Linked DNA regions of Homo sapiens: all the other regions are linked to region 3. The links are chromatin contacts, found by Hi-C or POLR2A ChIA-PET in ENCODE. All regions are on one chromosome and are shown on one strand. The core of a region is the stretch at or near the end of the contact, and the rest is flanking DNA. Distances in the headings are between cores, read along the strand shown.

What was found. A loop is a pair of places that touch in the nucleus more often than their neighbours do. ChIA-PET counts read pairs that join two places held with the same protein, here RNA polymerase II (POLR2A). Pooled maps may share reads with other maps.
Region 1: a map of natural killer cell shows a loop between it and region 3 (5-fold over the local background). The contact joins the promoter of PLK4 here to the promoter of FAT4 in region 3. A Hi-C loop is called at or near these places in 2 of 168 maps with a recorded cell type or tissue (ascending aorta and natural killer cell) and 6 of 50 pooled maps.
Region 2: a map of natural killer cell shows a loop between it and region 3 (6-fold over the local background). The contact joins the promoter of LARP1B here to the promoter of FAT4 in region 3. A Hi-C loop is called at or near these places in 2 of 168 maps with a recorded cell type or tissue (ascending aorta and natural killer cell) and 9 of 50 pooled maps. POLR2A ChIA-PET finds 5 or more read pairs at or near these places in 1 of 52 experiments (Panc1).

What each region holds. Positions count from the first base shown.
Region 1 is chr4:127,878,418-127,882,753 of GRCh38, reverse strand. PLK4 (polo like kinase 4) reads right to left here and starts at 1,861. Exons shown (of 16, transcript NM_014264.5): 1 at 1,590-1,861; 2 at 828-923. The coding sequence starts at 1,619. RefSeq lists an enhancer at 1,538-1,777.
Region 2 is chr4:128,059,746-128,063,853 of GRCh38, reverse strand. It overlaps LARP1B (La ribonucleoprotein 1B), which reads right to left and starts at 2,542. Exons shown (of 20, transcript NM_018078.4): 1 at 2,453-2,542. RefSeq lists enhancers at 1,460-2,318, 2,319-3,177 and a silencer at 1,636-3,135.
Region 3 is chr4:125,312,714-125,316,952 of GRCh38, reverse strand. It overlaps FAT4 (FAT atypical cadherin 4), which reads right to left and starts at 1,998. Exons shown (of 18, transcript NM_001291303.3): 1 at 976-1,998; 2 at 1-553. The coding sequence starts at 541.

The DNA.
Region 1 (4,336 bases), core at 612-3,111, 2.6 Mb before region 3:
GGAATTTAGCTCTTGTTGCCTGGGCTGGAGTGCAATGGCGCGATCTCAGCTCACCACAACCTCTGCCTCCCGGGTTCAAGCGATTCTCCTGCTCAGCCTTCAGAGTAGCTGGGATTACAGGTGTGCAGCACCACACCCGGCTAATTTGGTATTTTTAGTAGAGATGGGGTTTCTCCATGTTGGTCAGGCTGGTCTTGAACTACCGACCTCAGGTGATCCACCCGCCTCGGCCTCCCAAAGTGCTGGGATTACAGGCGTGAGCCACCGTGCCCAGCAGCAGCTAATTTTTGTATTTTTGGTAGAGAGGAGGTTTCACCATGTTGCACAGTTGTTTTCAAACTCCTGAGCTCAGGTGATCCACCTGCCTCAGCCTCCCAAAGCGTTGAGATTACAGGTGTGAGCCACCCACCCGGCTGACAAATAATTCTTAATTTGCTTATGTTTATGTTACTCCTATTAGGCTGACTTCTAACAATCAAGAATAATATTTTGTATGTTACAGGGAAATACAAAATTATACACAGTGAACTATAAACAAATTATTTGTTAGTTGATTTCTACTCATTACTCCAAGTATGGATAATTACACCACATACGAGGTCTACTGAACATTAATGAAGATAAAACTTACTTAAGCAAGGTCAAGGCTTTCCTAAAATATTTTTAAGTTCAACGGCTGGACTTGGCACTATTGTCTTCTGCCTATGTAAAGTGTTCCTTACACTATAATCAAAGGAAAGGCTAGTAGACAAGGAGTTTCTGACATCTCTGATACCTCTCTAGTTACTTGCAAAGTACAGGAGAGAAGTTGATTAGTTTATTCTTACCATTTTGATTGCAACTTCCAAACCAGTGTGAATGGACTCAGCTCTGTAGACACCAGCAAATGATCCTTTACCAAGCAGATTTCCAACTTTAAAATCCTTAAAAGTTAAAATTAAAGATTATGTGTGATGACTCACAGTAGAAAGGAAGATGGGAAGGGGCTGGAAAAAGAAGATAAAATGGATCGAGTGGGGAATTTGACAAAATTCAAGCGGGTATTACACCTCGATGCAGCAGGTGTCTAGGGTGGAAGGCATGTTGACTCCGTGCGGGGATACCTGCGCTTCCAGGCTGGACTGGAAGCTCAGGGTGATGGTGCACCCTAGTGATCTGGTTCCTCAACCTCAGTGCAGCCTAAGCGCCCTCCTCCCATCTCCAGCCAATCCCCGGGAGCGGAGGGCTCGGTCAGAATCCCGCCGCAGCTCCCGCCGGAGATAACCGCCATCCCCTTGGAGAAGTGGGAGGTAGCCCTGCCCTGCTCTAACGCGGTAGCTCGGGCGGGATTGCTGAAAGAAAGCCGCAGTGCCTCGGGACACTGCCGGGCGGGGAGGGACTCACCTGTCCCGCCTTCCCTACTCTTGTCTCTTGAGGGGCGGGCCGCTCCGCCCCTAAACAGCAGGGGTCTGGGCCGTTGGGACCCTCCCTAAGCACCTCGGTGCCCGCCCCGCAGCCGTTAGCTTCGTTCGCTCCCCTTCCCACAGCGGTCTCGTGTCCTCCCACAATTACTCCCACCCGCCCCGCTGCAGACTGCCGAGTCTTTTCACCTCGATCTTCTCCCCGATGCAGGTCGCCATATTTCCAGGCTCTGGCCTGGGTTCTCCGGATTAGCTTCCTTCACGCAGTCCCTTCGAGGCAGCGCTCCAAGCAGCCAGCCGGCCTTGGCGCCCATCAGGCTCGGCTCTCTAAACCGCCGCTCCAGGCGACGACGCTGAAACCACGGAAAGTTCTCCCTGACACCTTCCGAGGCCTGGGCGGTGCCTCTGGGCTCCCATTTTGAAAATCTCCCGCCGCTTGCCGTCCGAGCTAGGCTGGTGGTGACGTAACGAGATGGATCGCTCCGGATAGGCTGCGCCGGGGCGCGCATGCGCGGCAGACCTTCCTTTGCGGCCGGCCCAGGGTTCTAGACTTCGGGGCCAAGGGCCGGAAGCGCTGCGGAGAGTTTAGTTCGGGCGGGAGGCTGTCTCGGGCCCACTCTCGGAAGAACTTCTGCAAGACGGGTAAAAGAGCAGGCCTTAAAGATGGGACACTTATGGCTGATCGGTTACTTCACGGTCCGAAATACCACTTCTAATTCCGGAAAGGGTTTAAAACTATTTTAAAATGTCAAGCGTTTAAGACTTGACGGAACAGGGCAAAAAACATTACCTTCCTTTAAGGAACACCGTTTACACCACTACCGCTTATTCCGTAGTTTGTTATAACTGTAGTTAATGTGTACGGTACCTTAAGAAAACGAACTCCATTCTTTATTTTGGCAAACTCCTAAGTATTTAATATTATAATGTCATTTGTATAATAATTTACAGTTAGATCTCTCATACACATAATTTGTATGGATCAAAAGAGACCTCTGTAAGTTTGGGATGGTGTTTTGCAGGTGAGAAAAGTGTGATGCTTAAGGAAGGATATTTAACAAACAGAAGTAGCGCACAAACTTAGATCTTCTGTTATTAAGTGAAAGCTCTTTTCCTTGATGTTAGTGTGTATTTCTTTTTCTTTTTCTTTTTTCTTTTGAGATGGAGTCTCGCTCTGTCGCCCAGGCTGGAGTGCAGTGACTCGATCTCGGCTCACTGCAGCCTCCATCTCCTGGGTTCCAGCGATTCTCCTTCCTCAGTCTCCCGGGTAGCTGGGATTTACAGGTACGCGCCACCACGACTGGCTAATTTTTGTATTTTTAGTAGAGACGGGGTTTCACCATGTTGGCCAGGCTGGTCTCGAACTCCTGACCTCAGGTGATCCGCCTGCGTCGGCTTCCCAAAGTGCTAGGAATACAGGCGTGAGCCTCCATGCCCGGCCCATTTTTTTTTTTAAACTTTTTAGTTTCAAATAATTTTAAGCTTACAGAAAAGTTGTAAAAATAATAGAGAACTCCTGTTGTCCTTTACTCAGATTAACCAATTCTTAACATTTTGCCACACTTGTTTTTACTATTCTTCATGTGTAATATACATGTATAAATATATAAATAAGCCTATTATTTGTATTTTATGAATCATTCTAAAATAGGTTACATACACTATGCTCTTATACCCCTTATTTCTAAAGTGTGAATTTCTTAAGAACCAGGGTATCCTCTTGTATGTTTATCAAATTAAGGATATTTAGCATTGATACAATATTTATATTTAATCTAATCTACAGTTCATATTCCGATTTGTCAATTGTTCCAGTAATGTCTTTATTTAACATTTTTTCCTTCCAGTATAGATCTAGTACAGGATCACATACCGTATTTAGTTACCATATCTTTTTAATTTCCTTTAATATGGAAGAGTTCCTCAGCATTTGTATTTTTGTGACATTGAGATTTTTGAAGAGTGCAGGCCAATTATTTATCATTCGTTCATTTGTTCATTCCAGTATTACTGAGGTATAGTTGACAAAAATTGTATTTATTCAAGTTGTACAGCATGATGATTTCATATACATTGTGAAATGATTACAACAATCAAATTAACACATTGTCACCACTCTTAGGAGTGTGTGTGTGTGTGTGTGTGTGTGTTAAGGGCCAGTTATTTTACAGAATCTTCCCTACTTTGGGTTTGTCTCGTGTTTCCTCATGATTAGATTCAGGTTATGTATTCCTGATTGTAATATTACATACATGAGGTTATATTCTTTCCAAGAGACCACATTTGGAGGCACGTGATATTGTTTGTCTCTCATTAGTGATGTTAATTTGATCCCAGTTTCTCCACTGTATAAATTGCTGGTTTTCTACTTGCAACTAATAAGCAATCTATGGGGGAGACACTTGAATTTCCTGCAAATATTCTGCTCCTCAGCAAACCCCTCTCTCACAATTTAGCAGTATTATTGATTTTTCCTAAACTAGTCTTTACTATGATAGTTACAAAATGATAATTGTTCTCTTTCCATATGTATTAGAAACAATTTTGCCAAAAAGATGAGCCCCGCCTGGTGTGGTGGCTCAAGTCTGTGATCCCAGCACTTTGGGAAGTTGAGGCAAGCAGATCGCTTGAGCCCAGGAGTTCCAGATCAGCCTGGGCAAAATAGTGGAAACACAGTCTCTACAAAAAATACAAAAATTAGCCAGGGGAGGTGACTTGCACCTGTGGTCCCAGCCACTCAGGAAGCTGAGGTGGAAAGATCACTTGAGCCTGGGTGGCAAAGGCTGCAGTGTGCCAGGTTCATGCCACTGCACCACAGCCTGGGCGACAGAGCGATACCCTGTCTCCAAACAAACAAACAAACAAAAAACAACCAGAAGAGCCCTACATTTTGCCCTGTTTAATGATATACAGATGGTCCCCAACTTATTATTATG
Region 2 (4,108 bases), core at 1,293-3,792, 2.7 Mb before region 3:
TTGCATATAAAAAGTTCAAGTCATTTACAACTTAATTTAGAAAGATACGGTTTTGTTTTTTTGTGTTTTTTTTTGAGACGGAGTTTCGCTCCTGTTGCCCAGGCTGGAGTGCAGTGGCGCGATCTCGGCTCACTGCAACCTCTGCCTCCCGGGTTCAAGCGATTCTCCTGCCTCAGCCTCCCCAGTAGCCGGGATTACAGGCATGCGCCACCACGCCAGGTTAATTTTGTATTTATAGTACAGACAAGGTTTCTCCATGTTAGTCAGGATGGTCTTGAACTCCTGACCTCAGGTGATCCACCTGCCTCGGCCTCCCAAAGTGCTGGGATTACAGGCGTGAGCCACCGCGCCCGGCCAGATACTGCTTTTTGTCATGGTTTTTATTTCCATTTTAACTTTTTTTTTTTTTTTTTTTTTTTTTTTTTTGAGAGTGGGTCTCACTCTGCCGACCAGGCTGGAGTGCAGTGGCGCGATCTCGGCTCACTGCAACCTCCACCTCCCGGGTTCAAGCGATTCTCCCTGCCTCAGCCTCTCAAGTAGGTGAGATTACAGGCGCCCGCCACCACGCCTGGCTAATGATCGTATTTCTAGTAGAGACGGGGTTTCGCCATATTGGCCAGCCTGGTCTCGAACTCCTCACCTCAGGTGATCCGCCCGCCTCGGCCTCCCAAAGTGCTGGGATTACAGGCGTGAGCCACCGCGCCGGCCCATTTTTACTTTCTTAAGTTGCAGTTACTACAATCAAAATAAAGCACCGACGGCCATACAGCATTGGTCAGCATTCAAATATAGTGGCATAATCTTATCTCCTCTAAAGGGAAGGAGAGCTGACAATGTTAGAAAACCATTTACCTAACGTGCAATCCACGCTCGCATGTCAACTATCCTATTTCAATTATTTTCCAGCACACTTATAACTTAAAGCACTTTATTTTTTTTAATTATACTTAAAGTTTTAGGGTACATGTGCACAACGTGCAGGTTACACATGTATACATGTGCAGCCATGTTGGTGTGCTGCACCCATCAACTCGTCATTTAACATTAGGTATATCTCCTAATGCTATCCCTCCCCCCTCCCCCCATAAAGCACTTTAAAAACCACATTTAAAGTCTCATTTTTAATATGACTGCTCAGCAGTGTTTTGAAAACCTTTTTTCATCTTATTTCACAAAAGACTACAATCGCGCTTCCACTTACGAATAAATCCCCTTGCTCTGACTTGCTTCAATCCTTTTATGTAAAAAAAAAAAAAAAAAAGTCTACCAAAACTTTCCCATACGAAGCACTGCAGTATCTAAAGTTAGCTACTTTCCCAAGTCACTAACACTGGGGACAAAACACAATCGCAACCGCGCCAGCAGGGATGCGCCGCCAAGCTACCACCTCCGTGCCCCCATCAGGCAAGGAGAACCTGAGGTCCCACCTCTTCCTGCCGCTCCCTTCCCAGATGCCCATGTCTGTAAATAGGCAGAGTGAATGACACCTTGGAACAAATTACCTCCGACTGACAGGGAGGGGAGGCCTGCCGTTACCCGGGCCTGGTGCCCGCTACCGCCGCCACGCGCCGGCAAGTCCCGCAAGTCGCCCCTGCCCGCACCCTGCCAGTGCCCAACGCAGAGCAACCACAGACCTGCCTCCAGGGTTTCCAGCGGGGGCGGTGGCGGACCTGTCGTGTCTGGGGACAGGTGCTGGGGAGGCTTTTTGGTCCAGGGATTTCCCTTAGGCGGCAGCAGCGGCGGCTGCCGCTTTTCCGCAGGGCCAGCTGCCACCTCTTCCCGGGCGTCCTCGGCCGGCGGATCCCGCAGCAACGGCGGCAACGGCGACGGCGGCGGCGGTGGCGGTGGCGGCTCCCCGCCGAAAGGGCCCCCGGGCCCACGCGCCTTGTGCGCCAGGTGCAGCGCCAGGGGCCTCACGGGGACAGCCGCCTGGGGCACGCTGCGTCCCAGCACCAGCGCCGGCGACGGCTCTCCCCGCGCCCCAGCGCTAGTGGCGGCCGCGGCCCTCTCCTCCCTCGCCGCCTCTTTGCCCTCACATTCGGGCGGGGGCGGCTGCTCGGCCGGCCGGTTCGCCGCGGCCAACAGCGACTCCCTCTCAGCAGTCACCGCGGGCGGATCCTCCCGAGAATGGGCGGCGGGCATCGGGGCGCGAGTAGACATCGTCCCTCTGCCCCAGCCGCCCCAGCCGGGGTGGCCCCGAGGCCAGGGAACCCGACTGCCCGTCTCTCCGCCGGGACACCGGCCGGCTCCAACTGGGGACAGACAACCCGAGAGCCCGGCGGCCGTGGCCGCCGCTGCCGCCGCCCGCCGAGGCCGCGCAGCGCCCGGCGTGACGCCCCTCCCCGCACCGAACGGAGCGCCAACCGCCCGCCGGCCCCGTCCTCTCCGCGACGCACGCCCCGAGCCCGCCACCACGCGCCGGGAGCCGCAGCCGGGAGCCGCGAGCCCTCACCTGGCGCAGGGCAGCCGCGGAGGCGCAGCACGCCGAGGCCGAGGAGCTTTACCCGAGTTGGGGAGGCGCGAGCAGCCAAAGCTGGTAACTGCCCGCGGAGGCGTGGAGACGGCGAAGAGGGGCGGCCCGAGAGCACGGGGCGGGGCCTCCCTGAGGAGCGTGACGTGGCTACTCACCGGGTCCTTCTCTCGCCGGGCCTCCCGCGGGAGCTGACGGATTCGCCCGCCCGGGTGCCGCCCGGCCCGAGGGTCTGCCCCGCCCCAGCTGCCCTCCGAGTGCGAGGGAGGACGAAGGGGACGACTCCCGGCTCACTGGCTGAGGCCGCCCCGACTGCAGGCTCAGGGGCGGAGCGCGCACCAGGCCTCTGTGGCTCGCGGCTGGCTCGCGGCCTGCCCCCGCGGCGACGGCGGCCAAGGGCCTGGGCGGGCCGCGCACATGGCGCTGGGAGGACCGAGCGCTCGATTTGCCCTTAGGCCCTAAAGCTGGGTCGCAGCTAGGCTAAGGGAGGGGACGCGGTGTCGACCCCCGGCCTGGGGCAGCTCCCAAGTGAAGTGGGCTCCGCGGCCCGGCCGCTTGGCCCGCTGGCGCCCGGCGCCTCCCCCAGGTGAAAGTTGCCTCCTGGCGCCTCGGGGCACCGCGATCACCTGTAATCTTGAGCCACGTCCCAGATGAAGGGGGAGTTACCTCTCGGTAACTGTTTAGGAAACCTTTGCCCCAGCGTTCGGCTTAGTGCGCTTCCCCGCCCGCATTCCCACCCACCAACTAAAAGAGTTCTAAAGCGTTCCTGAGTAAATTAAATAGTATTTCGCCGGCTTTTAAAATTTTTTGTTACCTGTTTCTTTAATTTGGGTAAATAGCACTTAATTACAAATTAACCATATTCCCAATAGGTTTTTTCTTCCTGGAATGGATGTTAAAATGGTACAAAGACGTTTTGATAATAAATCGGATACGAGCTTTCTACTTGGCACTCACATTCACTTAGAGATGATACTCGTTTCATTTTTGAGTCAGTGTTTGTGTCCTGGTGCAAGGTGGCTGAGAGCAGGTTCCGCCGCTGATTTTTTTCCGAGCCCCCCACCAACCCCATAGCCTTGTTAAATAAATTATCTGTGCTCGCCTTATGTTTGGGCTTTCAACCCCCACCCCCCACCCCACGCCCAATAAGTCGCTTCAATTACATTCAACTTGACGTTAATATTTTTTGCTTACTCAAAAGCCGTATTCGGCACAAATAATTTTCCTAAGGCTAATAACCTATTCATACATAACAGCTATAAACAATAAGGGTTTTCTTGTTTTCCGTGTCAGTGATCTCCAGTTTGCCCAACCCTAAGCAACCTGGCGAACCTTGTTGCAATTAAAAGGGGATTGTACTTCCACCTATATTCCCATCCATCTTTACTAGCTCTGTTATTAGTGGCGCTTTGTATTTTTTATTGGTGGTGGTGATGGTGGTGGTGGTGGTGGTTTGAGACAGAGTCTCACTCTATTGCCCAGGCTGGAGTACAGTGGCGTGATCTCGGCTAACTGCAACCTCTGCCTCCCAGGCTCAAGAGATGCTCCTGCCTTAGCTTCCTGAGTAGCTGGGATTACAGGCGCGCCACTACCACCCGGCTAATTTTTGTATTTTTAGTAGAGACGGGGTTTCATCAG
Region 3 (4,239 bases), core at 749-3,248:
CATTGCCGCGGATGATGCGGTAGGAGCGGTGGTCCACACCGTTTGAGCCGATGTCCGAGTCGGTGGCGGTGTCTAAGATGACTTGGCGTCCGCTGCTACTGTCTTCCTTGAAAGTGACCACGATAGAGGGGTCCGGGAAAACGGGGGCGTTGTCATTGAGGTCCCGCACCAGCACTCGCACTTCGGTGGGGTAGGTGGGCGCGCTGGAAAGGACCACCAGGTTGATCACGTCGCTGGGCAGGCTCTCGCGGTCGATGGTGGAGGTGGTGTACAGGGCTCCGGTGCTACTGTTTATGGCAAACAGGGCGTGGCTTTCGCTGAGCCTGTAGGTGAAGCCGGGGCGCGTCTGGATGGTGCCTACCAGAGTGCCTGGAGGTTGCTCTTCCAGCACTTGGAACACCTGGCGCGGCTCGGCCCCGTGGACCCAGGCCTGCCCCGGAAGCAATGACAGTAGCCAAAACACTCGAAGGAGCTGAGATACTGATAGAGTGTGCAACGGGAGCCACGGGCGGCCAGTAGCCCTGTCTGGTGCTAAGTCCATGGTCCTGGCTCCCTAAAACGATGTGATAAAGAGAAGGAAGGGGTGAAGCAAACGCAATGATATTTACAGGGATTAAGGAGCGCCAGCAAAGATTCAGCTGACGGCTTGGTCTGAGACCTCTGCTATTTCAAAGAACCTCCAGTCCGGCAAAAGCAAGTAGCATCAGCAAAAGACTCTAGGTAGCCAGTTGAACGCGGAGTGCAAGAGAGATGCTGTGGCGAAAAGCGGCAGGGCATTCCGCGGGACACTCCTGTGAGCTGAGTTCCCAGAAAAGTTTCTCAAGCCTCTTATATATGCCCCCTTTTACTTTGTTTTTGAATCCAGATAGTCTGAGCGTTTTCACCCGGGTGGATGAGAGTTGGGAGAAGTTGCCTGTATCTAAGGTATATGAGGAATCATTGCAAAGAACGGTCTTCAGAAACTTTAGAACTTACCCGCAGCGAAGAACGTGAAGAGGGAGGAACAAACGTCCAAGCACAACTGCGCACCGGGGAAGGGGTGGTGGGGAACCGGGAGAATCGAATTTCTTTCCCAAAAGCTGGAGGCGATGGAATTCCTGGAGTCCCCACTCCTCAAAAACCAGGCTGCAACGCCCCTCCAACAGGGCGCCGGCAGTGGCCGCTGAGGCCCAGGCGGCGGCGTCTGCGCGCAGGCAGTTCGGGAACTGCGTTCCAAGCGCTAGCGTTCGCGCTCTGGCTCCCGTACCCGGGAGCGCTCAACTCTGCCCCTTCCCCTCCTGCAGCCGCCGCCGCCGCCGCCCCTGTTGCGGCTTCAAGCCCGTGGTCCGGCACAAACAACAGCCAGGGCTCCTCGGCATTTTTCACCTCTGCCGGGGCGCCTGCCGACCCATTATTTGTACATCCAAATCGAACGCAGTTTCCCCTTTCTTCTCGGCCTCGCAGGGGTCGGGCAGAAACAGCGTGCGGTCCCCGAGTCGCCCTCCCCTCACCATGCCAGGGGGGGTCGTTCTCCGGCGGCCCCAGTCAGAAGCCCACTCTAGCGCGCCTCGCCCCTGCCCTCGCTATCTCTGCTTTTATTGTCCCGTGTCAGTTTCACTTTGTAATCCACAAGGCTTTTTGTTTGGGGCGGGGGGTGGTTGATGCCTCTCTCTCCTTCACAGTTGGCAGCGGAGGCGGCGAAGTCGGCGCTGGGCTGTAGTGACGCCCTCCGCAGCTCCGGACGGCGCCTGTCAGCGCTCTCCCTCTCGCCGGCCGGGGCCGAAGGTTGGACTGCGGTGGAGCTAGGGCTCCGCGAGCCCTTCTCCACCTCCCGCCTGGTCCCTCACACTCTCCCCGCCCCTTCCCCGCCGCACAGGCATGCACACACACACACATACACACGCACACACACACACACAGCGCGTCGCCGAAACACAAACAGAGGGGGAGGGAAGACCGCGAGCTGGAGCAGCACTCAGAAACTTTGCTCGACACTCATTGATCCCCGCACTTTAGTTCGCCTGGACTCCCCCTAGCTCCCAGTCCTGTCACCTTCTGCCCCTCCCTCGCCCCAGCCCCATTGGGCCGGAGCTGAAGCAGCCCCGACCGGCACTCCTACCGCGAGCGCCCTCCGCCTTGCCCGGCCTCCGACTGGCTTCTCGGGATGCTAATCACTTCAGCCTCCCGGAGGGCTGTAGGCGGTCTGGTGTGGGAGCACAGCGAGGCGGAGGCGCTAAAAAGGGGGGTGATTTTTTTTCTTTTCTTTTTTTTTTTTTTTTTTCCTTTTCGGCCAAATCTTGGCCGGCGTCAGAGCAATAACAGCAAAAGGCTGCCGCAGAATAGATGGGGGTGGGGTCAGGTTTGCAGATAAATAACTTTAGTGGCAGGGTCTGGGGGAAGACCGTTAGGTTGTTATGCTAGTAATAACTCAGGGGTAAGGGGGTCGAGAGAAATAAAAGAAAGGCGGGGGGTGAGGGTCTGTTAAAGCGGGGAGGAAGGATTAAGCAAAGCCTGTCTGGGAATGCACAGTGCAGATTTGCTTTAACCATTTCCTGCCCCTTCTCTCTTTATGCAAGGGATAGAGCTGCCATACAGTGTGATCCCACAGAATCCAAATCAAATCCTCCCCTTTGCTCCTCTTTCTACACAGTGGGCTCCCTGCTGTCTAGGGCGAGCTAAACTCTAAATCTTCACTCACTTGCCCCTCTCCCCCACCTTCCAGGTGACTAGGGGGCAGGAGGCCTCCGTAGCAAGGGCACTTTGGACTTCCTACTATAGGAAAGGCCAGGGGAACTCAGTGTTTGTTTTGTTTTCTTTCCCAACTGGATTCCAGGTGCCAGTAGCCCAAACCTTAGGGTTTCAACAACAATAATAATGGCAGCCCTTTGAAAAGAGGGAGATCTTTTCCTGTTGCAAAGTTAGTTTGGAATTTTGATCCCTGATGGAGTATTTCCACCTCCACATTTTTTAGTCAAAGGAAACCTAATAAAGTTTTATTTTGCTTTTCAGTCTGGGAGAAATAGATACGAGAAAGTAGAAATAAATAAAATAATATTTAAGCTTAAGTTTTTAAAAATACCCACATGCCACTTAATGCACTCAGATCAACTCACCCACTATTCACTGCAGTTAATTTTTGTGGTGGCATGCATCGTTTCTTTAAAAGAAGAAAAACGTTACTAGGAATCAGATCGATATTTTTCCCCTTTAAGGGAACCAACCTAGAAAATAAGAATTCAAGCCAAACAATGCAAATACAGGGCATATGTCATACATTTCTGCCACAAGGATCCCTCACAAACGTAAAACTTTCTGCGCCCAGAGAGGGTTCAGTCATGAGTAAATACTGCCCTCTGCTGTTCTACGTCAGTCTTACATCTTTAGTCTCCTGGTTTCTTGCTTAAAATTAAATGCAGAGACTAAAAGGATCGGATTACAAGGCTAATTCCTGCTTCTTGCCTAGGGATAGCAGCAAAGAAAACGATCTCTAAGACTTTCCTAGTGCCTTTCTTATTTAGAGTAAAAAAAAAAAAATCAAGAATAGTAGGACAGACAGCAAATTCAAGTCTTGATGATGCAGGCAGCCTGTAACTCAAAACTGATTTATGGAAACATGATTTCTAAAGCTATCACCAATTCCTCTGTTTAGGTTAAAAAGCTAACTTCTACATATTCCTCTACTGTAATGTAATGAGTTAACTGGAAACAGACAAAAAAGTTAAATTTAACCATTTATGTATTTTAAAACTTGAAAACATTAGACTCTAGACTTTTTAGAGACATTTAAGCCTGTTTTTCAAAAATCGTATTTTTCTTAAGTTACAATCCTAACACCATTATTTTTGGTATAATTTAGCCAAAAAATATTTGTAGATTAACTAAAGTGGCAAACAAATTTTTACAAATTTTTACAAATCATGTCTGTGTGATTTTAAGAGAATATTACTGTTTTGTTTTATTTTGTTTCCTAATGCACTATTATTCAAGTATTTATAGAGAAATAAACAGAAAGAAATCATTCAGATACTTGTTGTAGGAGATCATGGACTTTTGTTGGTTTGCTTGTTTTTTTTTGCCTGTGGGATAATCTTCAGATTTAGTGTCAATAGTATTACATTTGCATTATATATGAGTGAATTTAATTTGGGAAACAGGTGAAGATCATTCATTCTGTGAAATGGAAAGTATTCAATCAGTGCAATATGTATACATTTTAGTTTTACAAAACAAGATATGGCAAAATAAACTAATACAGAAAAT